Regions from separate parts of the Homo sapiens genome. Here region 1 is linked to region 2. Evidence: chromatin contacts called from ENCODE Hi-C data. All regions are on one chromosome and are shown on one strand. The core of a region is the stretch at or near the end of the contact, and the rest is flanking DNA. Distances in the headings are between cores, read along the strand shown.

The links. A loop is a pair of places that touch in the nucleus more often than their neighbours do. Pooled maps may share reads with other maps.
Region 1: a pooled map shows a loop between it and region 2 (5-fold over the local background). The contact joins two enhancer-like sites. A Hi-C loop is called at or near these places in 2 of 50 pooled maps.

What each region holds. Positions count from the first base shown.
Region 1 is chr5:142,469,644-142,474,651 of GRCh38, forward strand. No RefSeq gene overlaps it. Among named protein-coding and RNA genes, the nearest start is that of SPRY4-AS1, 150 kb to the left of the region's middle. RefSeq lists enhancers at 2,661-2,955, 4,857-5,008. Within about 2 kb of position 2,833, at least 7 of the 41 ENCODE cell types and tissues checked have a DNase peak (open chromatin) inside an H3K27ac peak, as active enhancers do.
Region 2 is chr5:142,093,195-142,098,771 of GRCh38, forward strand. It overlaps LOC105378204 (a long non-coding RNA gene), which reads right to left. Exons shown (of 3, transcript XR_944368.3): 2 at 4,925-5,114. Among named protein-coding and RNA genes, the nearest start is that of NDFIP1, 13 kb to the right of the region's middle. Within about 2 kb of position 2,022, at least 10 of the 41 ENCODE cell types and tissues checked have a DNase peak (open chromatin) inside an H3K27ac peak, as active enhancers do.

The sequences.
Region 1 (5,008 bases), core at 1,583-4,082, 380 kb after region 2:
CACAGGTGCAGGTGAGAATGTGCGCCTGTGTTGAGGAGGCTGGGGGAGGTGGATGGAGCATTCGGCTCCACGGCCTTGGATGCGCAGACTTGTGGGGCCTTTCTCACTCTGCTTTTGTGTGGCCAGACCCCTAAGCACTGGACTCCTGTTCCCTCCAGGGACCTCTCTCCTGCTGTCTCCTCACTCTCTGCTTCTGAGAGTAAGAGATGGGGCCTATTTTTGCTCTGTCTGCCCTCCTTCCCAGGAGGCTGAGAAATAACTTGGACTGAGGCCTGCCCCATTGAAGAAGGCCTGACAGTTCTTTTTTTGCCCACTTGTCATGTTGTCTGTCTGTTCATTCATTCCCATTCATTCTCTCCAGGGTCCACCCTTACCCTCCTCTGGCTGGAGAGGACTGGGAGAGTGGCCTAGGTTTACTCCGTTCTAGGCATTGGGTCCGTCGCCCCATTTGTCTTGCTTGTTCTTCTTGCTGGTGTGTTGTGGTGGCTGGCTCTGGGTGGAGGCACAGATTTGGGTCTGGGGGTGGGCATTCAAGAAAACCCCTTGGGGCACTCAAGCCTCGCTAGCTCCAGTGAGGGAGCTCGCAAGCCAGCCAGTGTTGCTGGGGTTCTACTCAGAGCCAGAGGCCAACCAGCCAATAATAAGGTGTTACTTTGCCTTGCTCTGTCCTCCTTGCACCCCTTTCCCTTGGGGCCTCATGGGGAAGGGTGGCTGATTTGTGGTAGGATTTGGGTTTTCTGTGTCCTGGCCAGTCCCTTCATGATGCCCTGTTACTCTCACTCCTGCAGACTCTGTGTGCCTATGAGTGATGAGCAAACTTTGTTAGGTGAGTGGGGTCCAGATGGAAAATGATGGGAAAAACCATGCTAATGTCATGATGCATTGAACAGGAAAGCCACTGATGGAGATGAAAGCATTTGTGTAAAGTAGCCTGGAAGCCTGGAAAGGGAGGGGAACTGTGGGAATTGACGGGAAAGGGAAGTCAGAAGGCCTGGCTTCTAGATGGAAGTCCTGTTTGAAGGGAAAATTAGTGATGCTTAAAATACTATGTTTAACATAAATTAAAGGGGATTTTGACTAGAATCTGGAGTAAATCTTATTTGTCTGACACTTAAATCCTTGCTTCTAGAATGCCCTCTCCTTGCAAAATAACAGTATTTCAGGTTTTGGTTACAATGCTGTATGAATAGATCTTGGTTTAGAAGGGCAATTGATCAGCCCCATGTGAGAGTTATTTACAGTACCTTTCCTTTTAGTAACATCTGAAACAAAGGTTGGTTTTTTAAAAAGTCTTTGTAGCATTCCTGACAAAACTTAAGAGACTTGCCTGATGGCACCGCTACATGCAGTTTGGTTTGTAATCTAGGGACAGTTCCAGCATGCAGAGATTCAGAGTGGGTTTCTTTGTGGTTTGTCTGCACCTGCCGGAGATCTGGTGCACCTATTAAACTTACAAGGCAGCTATTAGCCACCAACTGACACCAAGATTATAGGTTAAACTCTGAATTGGTTTAAACGGTGTCATCTGTCCACCAGGGCAGAGAGCAAGGTGGGGGGCATGTGTTTGGCAAATGGTAGGAAGTCACTCCAGCCTGGGGAGGAAAGTCTGATTATTAGCAACGGTAACACACAAAGAGGAGCGGGGTTGGGGTGGGCTTGTTGGAAAAGCCTTGAACCTGGAGTCAGAGAGACCCAAGTGTTGAATCCTGATTGTGTAACTCTGGTAAGCCTCAGTTTGTCATCTTGAAAATGGGAATGATAGGCCGGGCACGGTGGCTCACGCCTGTAATCCCAGCACTTTGGGAGGCCAAGGAGGGCAGATCATGAGGTCCGGAGATTGAGACCATCCTGGCTAACACAGTGAGACCCCGTCTCTACTAAAAATAGAAAAAAATTAGCCGGGCGTGGTGGCGGGCGCCTGTAGTCTCAGCTACTTGGGAGGCTGAGGCAGGAGAATGGCGTGAACCCAGGAGGCAGAGCTTGCAGTGAGCTGAGATCGCGCCACTGCACTCCAGCCTGGGTGACAGAGCGAGACTCCATTTCAAAAAAAAGAAAAAAGAAAGAAAATGAGAATGATAATACCTGATTTACAAAACAGAATTCAATGAATTTGAATTCACACAATTCTTGCTGACGTTCACACAATTCTTGCTGACACATTCACACAATTCTTGTGACATTCACACAATTCTTGCTGACATTCTTGCTGAATTGTGACATTCACACAATTCTTGCTGACACAGTACCTCACACCTGTAATCCCAGCACTTTGGGAGATTGAGGCAGGTGGATCTCCTGAGGCCAGGAGTTCAAAACCAGCCTGGCCAACATGGCAAAACCTCATCTCTACTAAAAATACAAAAATCAGCTGGGCGTGGTGGTGCATGTCTGTAATCCCAGCTACTCGGGAGGCTGAGGCACAAGAATCGCTTGAACCTGGGAGGCGGAGGTTGCAATGAGCTGAGATCGTGCCACTGCATTCCAGCCTGGGTGATAGAGCAAGATTCTGTCTTAAAAAACAAAACAAAACAAAACAAAACAAAAAACAAAAAAAAAGCTACACCGAGCTGCCTTAGTAGAAAAATAGCAGCAGCAGCATTGAAAAGAGAATTTTGTACAAGTCTCCAGCCTGCTGAATAGGGTAATTGAGAGAAAAGTTAAGCGTGCAGCTCTGGAGTCACACAGACTTGGATTCAAGTCTTGGCTGTGATACTTACATATGCTCAGGGTGTGCGACCTAGGGTGACCTCTCTGAGCCACAGTGTCCTCATTAGGATCATGGTAACATACATATCTATAGAGTCATGAAGAGTAAATGACACTACAATACAGTGCTGGGCTCACAGCTCCGGAAATGCTCATAGGCTCCGGAAATGCTCAGTCACCTTCTCTGTTAGTCACCTTGTTCCATCAAGCAGCATTTTTTCCTCTTGCATCACCACTACTTACTCTAAACTGGATTTTACCCTGAGTAGGGTAAAATTTTTCCCCTCTTCCTACAAGTACCCCCAGAAGCTTCCTACAAGCATGCCCCAGACTTTACTAATTGCAGGCCACCTGCCCAATTTCTGCCACCATTGCCTGCCTCCTCCATTGTTATTTAATATTTCTTCAAATTAACTTTTTAATACTTAAATGCATTTAAAGAAAACTTCACATCACTATTATAAGCAAATAGCGAATAGATCTTTAAATAGAATGTCTATGAATCACCTAAAATCCTCATATGTGCTCTCAGACACATCCACGTTATACTTGGGGAAATACTGGTCTGGTCCTTTACTCTTTAAAGTGTGGTCTCTGGACCGCAGCCTCAGCATGCCTGAGAATTGTTAGAAATGCAGTATCTCAGACCCCATCCCATACCTCCTGAATGAGAATCTGCATTTTTAGAAGATCCCCAATGATGGACATACTTTTTTGGGGGGAATTTATTACATTTTTTATTGAAGTGACATTCATATGCACACTTTTAAAGTTTGAGAAGCAGTAGTCTAGGGGATCTTTAAAATCCCTTCCAACTCTGGTGTGTGCCTATAGCCCAGTGACTTGTAACTCTGGAGCAGAAGGATTGCTTGAACCCAGGAGTTTGAGGCCAGACTGGGCAACATAGCAAGACCCTGTCTCTGAAAAAAAAATTCTTCTAGTTCTAACAACAAAGGTCAACTATTGATATTACTCTCTCTCTTTCTGAAATCCAGATCCATATTTCCAACTGACATATTCTACTTCAGGCCTAAACCTTGCCTTTCCCCACCTCCTCATCCTTGTAACCTTAGAAGCATCCATCATTAACTCCTTCCTCCCTGTTCCCTGACATCAGTTCTTGCCAAGGATGCCCAACCCTGTCTCCATCAGCCTCTCTCTGTCCATTCCTATAGCTCCAATTGCACTTCCAGTCCCTTACATCTTAGTGCCTGGGCTGTCACCCTCTCCTTCATTCTCTTTCCTCCAACTCTTGACAGCTCTGTATTCTTTTTTTTTTTTTTTTGAGATGGCAGAGTCTCACTCTGTCTCCCAGGCTGGAGTGCAGTGGTGCGATCTCAGCTCACTGCAACCTCTGCCTCTTGGGTTCAGGCAATTCTCCTGCCTCAGCCTCCCAAGTAGCTAGGACTACAGGTGCCCGCCACCATGCCCAGCTAGTTTTTTTTTTTTTTTTTGAGATGGAGTCTCGCTCTGTTGCCCAGGCTGGAGTGCAGTGGCATGATCTTGGCTCACTGCAAGCTCCGCCTCCCAGGCTGGAGTGCAATGGCATGATCTTGGCTCACTGCAAGTCCCGCCTCCCAGGTTCACGCCATTCTCCCGCCTCAGCTTCCCGAGTAGCTGGGACTGTAGGTGCCCACCACCACGCCTGGCTAATTTTTTGGTATTTTTAGTAGAGACGGGGTTTCACCATGTTAGCCATGATGGTCTCCACCTCCTGACCTGGTGTTCTACCCGTCTCGGCCTCCCAAAGTGCTGGGATTAGAGGTGTGAGCCACCCCGCCAGGCCACATCCAGCTAATTTTTTGTATTTTTAGTAGAGACTGGGTTTCACCGTGTTAGCCAGGATGGTCTCGATCTCCTGACCTCATGATCCGCCTACCTCGGTCTCCCAAAGTGTTGGGATTACAGGCGTGAGCCACCGCGCCCGGCCCAGACAGCTCTGTATTCTTAAGGCAGCGTTGATCGTCTCAGTCCACTGCTCAGTTACCTTTAGTAATTCCCTATTATCTACCACATAGTAGCCAGGCTCCTTGGTCTGTCACTTAAGGCTCTCCACTAAGTGACTGATTGTGAGCTCTCACCTGCATATACCCTGAGCTGTAGATAAGTCAGAGGAGCTATTGCTTTATGTATGCAAAGCTTTCCTGCCCCTGCATCCTTGACTAAGGATTTCTCATTTCTGAAATGCATTTTTCTCCAACCTCCCTATTTGCTATCTCCATCTCTGAAAACTCTTAACAGCCTGAGAACCCTGCTCACATTTCACCCCCTCCCTGAAGCCTTCTGTGGCTCCCCAACTGCA
Region 2 (5,577 bases), core at 772-3,271:
CAGGATTTCGAGACCAGCCTGGCCAACATGGTGAAACCGTGTCTTTATTAAAAATACAAAAATCAGCCAGGCATTGTGGCACATGCCTGTAATCCCAGCTACTTGGGAGGCTGAGGCAGGTGAATTGCTTGAACCCAGGAGGTGGAGGTTGCAGTGAGCTGAGATTGTGCCACTGCACTCTAGCCTGGGCGACAGAGTGAGACTTTGTCTCAGAAAGAAAAAAAAAAAAAAGCGAAAGAACTTCAATATGGCAAATAATGCTGCCGAGTAGACTCAAAGACAAATGATAAGCTGTGAAAAATATTTGCAATAAACAAAGGGTAATATTCCTAATATATAGAGAATGCTTATAGATCAAAGACTAATTATAAAAAGATATAAATAGGCGTGTGCATTGGATTAGCAAAGATTTTTCTCTCTTTTCTTTTTCTCTTTTTTTTAAATTTTTTTTGAGACGGAGTCTTGCTCTGTCACCCAGGCTAGAGTGCAGTGGCGTGATCTCAGCTCACTGCAAGCTCTGCCTCCTGGGTGAAAGGGATTCTCCTGCCTCAACCTCCTGAGTAGCTGGAACTACAGGCGCCCGCCACCACGCCTGGCTAATTTTTTAAATATTTTCAGTAGAAAACACGGGTTTCACTGTGTTAGCCAGGATGGTCTCAATCTCCTGACTTCGTGATCCACCCTCCTCGGCCTCCCAAAGTGCTAGGATTACAGGCATGAGCCACTACACCCGGCCCCTTTCTTTTCTTTAAAATAGAGACAGGGTCTGTGTTGTCCTGGCTCATCACAAACTCCTGAGCTCAAATAATCCTCCCACCTTGGCCTCCCAAAATGCTGGGATTATAGGCATTAGCCACCACACTCGATCAGATTAGCAAAGACTTTTTTAAAATTGCCAATAACCAATGTTGGTAAGAGTGTGGAAAAATGAGTACTGGTGTGCCCTGCTGGTGGGAATATTAATCAGTACAATCTCCCTGGAGAGCACTTTAGCAATGTAGATCAAGAATCTAAAAAAGTACTATATCTGAAAAACAGTAATTTCATTTATAGATATCCATTTTAAGGAAATAATCAAAGATGGACAAAAAAAATTTATATATAAGGAGGCCGGGTACAGTGGCTCATGCCTGTAATAACAGCACTTTGGGAGGCTGAGGTGGGCAGATGATTTGAGCCCAGGAGTTTGAGACCAGCCTGGGCAACTTGGCAAAACCCCATCTCTACTAAAAATGCAAAAAATTAATCGGCCATGGTGGTGTGCACCTGTAGTCCCAGCTACTCAGCAGGCTGAGGTGGAAGGATCACCTGATGAGCCCAGGAAAGTCGGGGCTGCAGTGAGCCGTGTCTCACTACTCACTCCAGCCTCGACCATGGGAGTGAGACTCTGTCTCAAAAAAAAAAAAAAAAAAAAAAGAGTACTCTGGCCTTCTAAAAATAGTGCTTTTCAGGAGCACAGTGATTCCCAGGAACAGAAACTATCACCAAAGTGACCTCTAGTTTATGGTTGGGGGAAAGGAGGGTGGCAGAGAGTGAGCACAATAGAAATGGGCCCATCTTTATTTTTTGTATTCAAACAATTGTTTACCTTCAAACTATATTCACTATATGTGGACAGCAAATGGAGTCTTTTAAACAGAGAAAGCTGCCAATGGAGTAAGAATTAAATATCTATTTATTGAAGGAGTGAATACATGAATAAAATAAAGATAACTGAAACACTTCTAACATGACAAAGTGTTCAGTGGAGCTCAAGCATTGCATGGTACTGGCGAGAAGCTAGCAAACACGTCTTTTCTTAGTGTTGAGACCAACTCCAGGTTAACAAGGTACAGAATCAACTGGGAGAGACTCCCATGGGTGAACAGGCTCTTTTTCTTTGTCTCCTCAATTCTGCTGGCTTGCTTCAAACTCAATTTTAGCTGGTGTGAGCCCAGCCCAGCTTCAGGCCTGCTCTCTGCAATCATTCTAATGTCATCTCAGCACACAAGGAGTTACCCACGGAAAGCCCACACCAGGAAAAACTTCCCCGAGTTTCTGTGGCCGGAAAATCTGTGTCACCAGAGGTATCACTAGAGAAGTCTCCCTTCCACCCACTGCAATTTTGAAGAATCAGGGAACACATGCAGAGACACATGATAGTTCCTGGTATCTGCAATTTATAAAACACATTTATATACATTGTCCCATTTTGCCGATCTTTAGGAGGTGAAAGACCAGGACAAGACCCACATCCTTTTCCCTGAAGTCATTCTGCTTTAGAGAAAGCAATTTTTGTCAAAGCTGATATGAAAGGTCTTTCCTTCCTGGCAAGAGACACTATTGTCCCTTCCTGAAGAAGGAAGTCTAGTCTTCAGGTAAGAGGAAGGTATATTCTTAGGCAGCTGCTGGGTTGGAAGGAAGGAACAGTGAAGTCTGTGTTTTGGAAGGGAGGAGGGAGTGACATTTTTAAGTTACAAGCCTCTTCTGGGAGAGCTGGGGACAGATCTATTTTTAGATGTGTTCCCTGACACCCAGGAAGAACTCAAAAGGTAACCAAGCACTTGGCAGGTTTCCTGAAAAGAAAGTTGTTAAGGGCTAGAGGGACTCTGTGTGTTCTGAGGCACGAAGTTTGACTTCAATCTGATGCAGTGTGTTGCCCGCCCCGCCTTTTAGCATAGTTTGGTTGCAGGATGACAGAATACTTGGGGGTGGCACAAACCCTCAAATCATGAAAGGCTAGGCCGCAGACTCACAGAGAGCTGGATGATGTGTGCCACCCTAAAACCACTTCCTGGGTGCGTGATTATGGGCATGTGACTTAACTCCTTTGAGCTCAGTTTCCTCATCTGTAAAATGAAGACTCAAACCAAATAAAGTCCTCTTAGCCCTAATCTTCTAACAACACACACACAGGCCAGGCGTGGTGAGTAATCCGTGCACTTTGGGAGGCCAAGGTGGGTGGATCACCTGAGGTCAGGAGTTCGAGACCATCTTGGCCAACATAGTGAAACCCCATCTCTACTAAAACTACAAAAATTAGCTGGGTGTGCTGGTGGACACCTGTAATCCTAGCTACTCAGGAGGCTGAGGCAGGAGAATCACTTGAACCCAAGAGGTGGAGGTTGCAGTGAGCCAAGATTGTGCCACTGCCCTCCAGCCTGGGTGACAGAGTGAGATTCCATCTCAAAAAATAAAAATAATAAAACATAATAATAACAAACACAAAATAACCTCCATATGACCTGTTCTTTCACTCATAGAACAGAGATAGAAGTAGACACTACCTCATGTGTTTATTTTAATAAAAAAAGATGATAAATATAAAATTGTTCGGCACAGTCCCTCACTTAAAGTAACTGCTCAAGTCATGTGTTATTCAAACAGCATTCTTGGGACTCATGACGTCAGAGGCCCCTTGTTAGGGCATTGAACAATAAAAAATGTGCCTTACAACTTTTTATGGTGAAATACATCAAGGAGAATGTAACCTGGTGTTCTGGAGCAGCTATAAACTAATCTGACCATGCTTGCTGATGAAGTGATACTGGCTCACCAGGTAAAGGCAAGAGGGTGTTTGGTGTGTCGAGAGCCAAAAACACAGCCTCCCTCAGCCATGAAGCAGGTGGCCTATTATTCTGCTAGAAATGGAAATCCAAGGTTTTGTGGCCTGTTTTGCCATAAGGAACTCAGGAAAGGCCTCATTGCCAGGTGGTGTCTTACCTTGTACCCCGATTCTTTTTTTTTTTTTTTGAGATGGCGTTTTGCTCTTGTTGCCCAGGCTGGAGTGCAATGGCTCGATCTTGGCTCACTGCAACCTCCGCCTCCTGGGTTCAAGCAATTCTCCTGCCTCAGCCTCCCAAGTAGCTGGGATTACCGGCATGGGCCACCATGCCTGGCTAATTTTGTATTTTTAGTAGAGACGGGGTTTCTCCATGTTAGTCAGGCTGGTCTCGAACACCTGACCTCAGGTGATCCGCCCACCTCGGCCTCCCAAAGTGGTGGGATTACAGGTGTGAGCCACTGCGCCCAGCCACCTTGTACCCCGATTCTTTCATAACAGTGCTCACTCCAGGGGAGGAAGTTGACACGGAGAGGGGCTTGTCTTTGCTGCTCTCTGTGGGTTTTAGTTACTGAAGATGTGACAAAGGACTGTCCCAACTTGGGGATAAGGTTAGGGAGAAGTTATGAATAACTGGGCCAGGATTTCTATTGTACTTAAAAAAACTCAGCAGCCAGGCATGGTGGCTCACGCCTCTAATTCCAGCACTTTGGGAGGCCAAGGCAGGTGGATCACCTGAGGTCAGGAGTTCGAGACCAGCCTAGCCAAAATGATGAAACCTGTCTCTGCTAAAAATACAAAAATCAGCTGGGCGTGGTGGCTCACGCCTGTAATCCCAGCTACTAGGGAGGCTGAGGCAGGAGAATTGCTTGAACCTGGGAGGCGGAGGTTGCAGCGAGCCAAGCTCGTGCCACTGCACTTCCAGCCTGGGCAACAGAGCAAGACTCTGTCTAAAAACAAAACAAAACAAACAAAACAAAAACTCAGGTATTATTTTCTGGTCCTCGTGTAATCTTATTTAGAACTAGAGATTCTCTTGTACTTTGCCTGAGGCCTGCTGAGTCACCTGAGCAGAGCTCCCTGAAGACTTGTAGTAACCAGCGTGCATGCCCACAAGCTGCTGCTGAGTGCAAGCCAACACGGCTTCTTCCACTAAGGGCCCCTGAGGGTCACTTCTCTTCTGCGTCATAATTAACACATATGCGTCTCCCCTGACACACTGCAGAGCTCCTAGCTTTAGCATTTCCCGTGTGCAATCGTGTTTCTGCTGATACTCTCTAAATACAGTGAGAAAACTACCGTCCTAGGAAATGTGAGAACCCCTTGACTTATCTTACGAATCAGTGTGGGAGCTTGGAGAAGTGAAGCACCTTCTCTACTCACCTTGTTCTCTTTTCAAGGCACTTGGTTAAGACAACTGGTTGGAACATTGTGTCCAAAGATGAGGTTCAGAGACTTCATTTCCTTGTAGATGAACACTACGCTGTTCCTCATTTCTTGGCCACCCACAACACCTTGTAAGGGAGGAAAAAATAATTTTCCTTCCACCCTTCTAAGTTATCTGCTGGGGCTCCTGTAACAAAAGACAGATTAACAAGAGAAAAAACAAACAGAAGTTTACTAACGTGTATCTTGGCTCATTCCTGTAATCTCAGCACTTTGGAAAGCCAAGGTGGGTAAATCACTTAAGTCCAGCAATTTGAAACCAGCCTAGGCAACATAGCGAAACTCCATCTCTTAAAAAAAAAAAAAAACAAAAAACAGAGAAAGAAATATTTTTTTAAAAAAAAGAAGAAGAAGAAAAACAAAAGAAGTTTACTAACAGGTATATCTCATATAAACCTGGGCAGTCAGGGAAATGAGTAACTCTCAGAGAGGTGGCTTAGAATTCAGGCTTAAATACCATCTTCAGCTAAATCAGTGAAAGAATTGTGTGGTGGAGGTAAATTATGAGAAGGCAACCAGGAAATGTACAGTAAACAAGGGTAAGCTTTGTTATGCAGATATAAGTTGGTGCCTTCTCCACTGATAAGAAT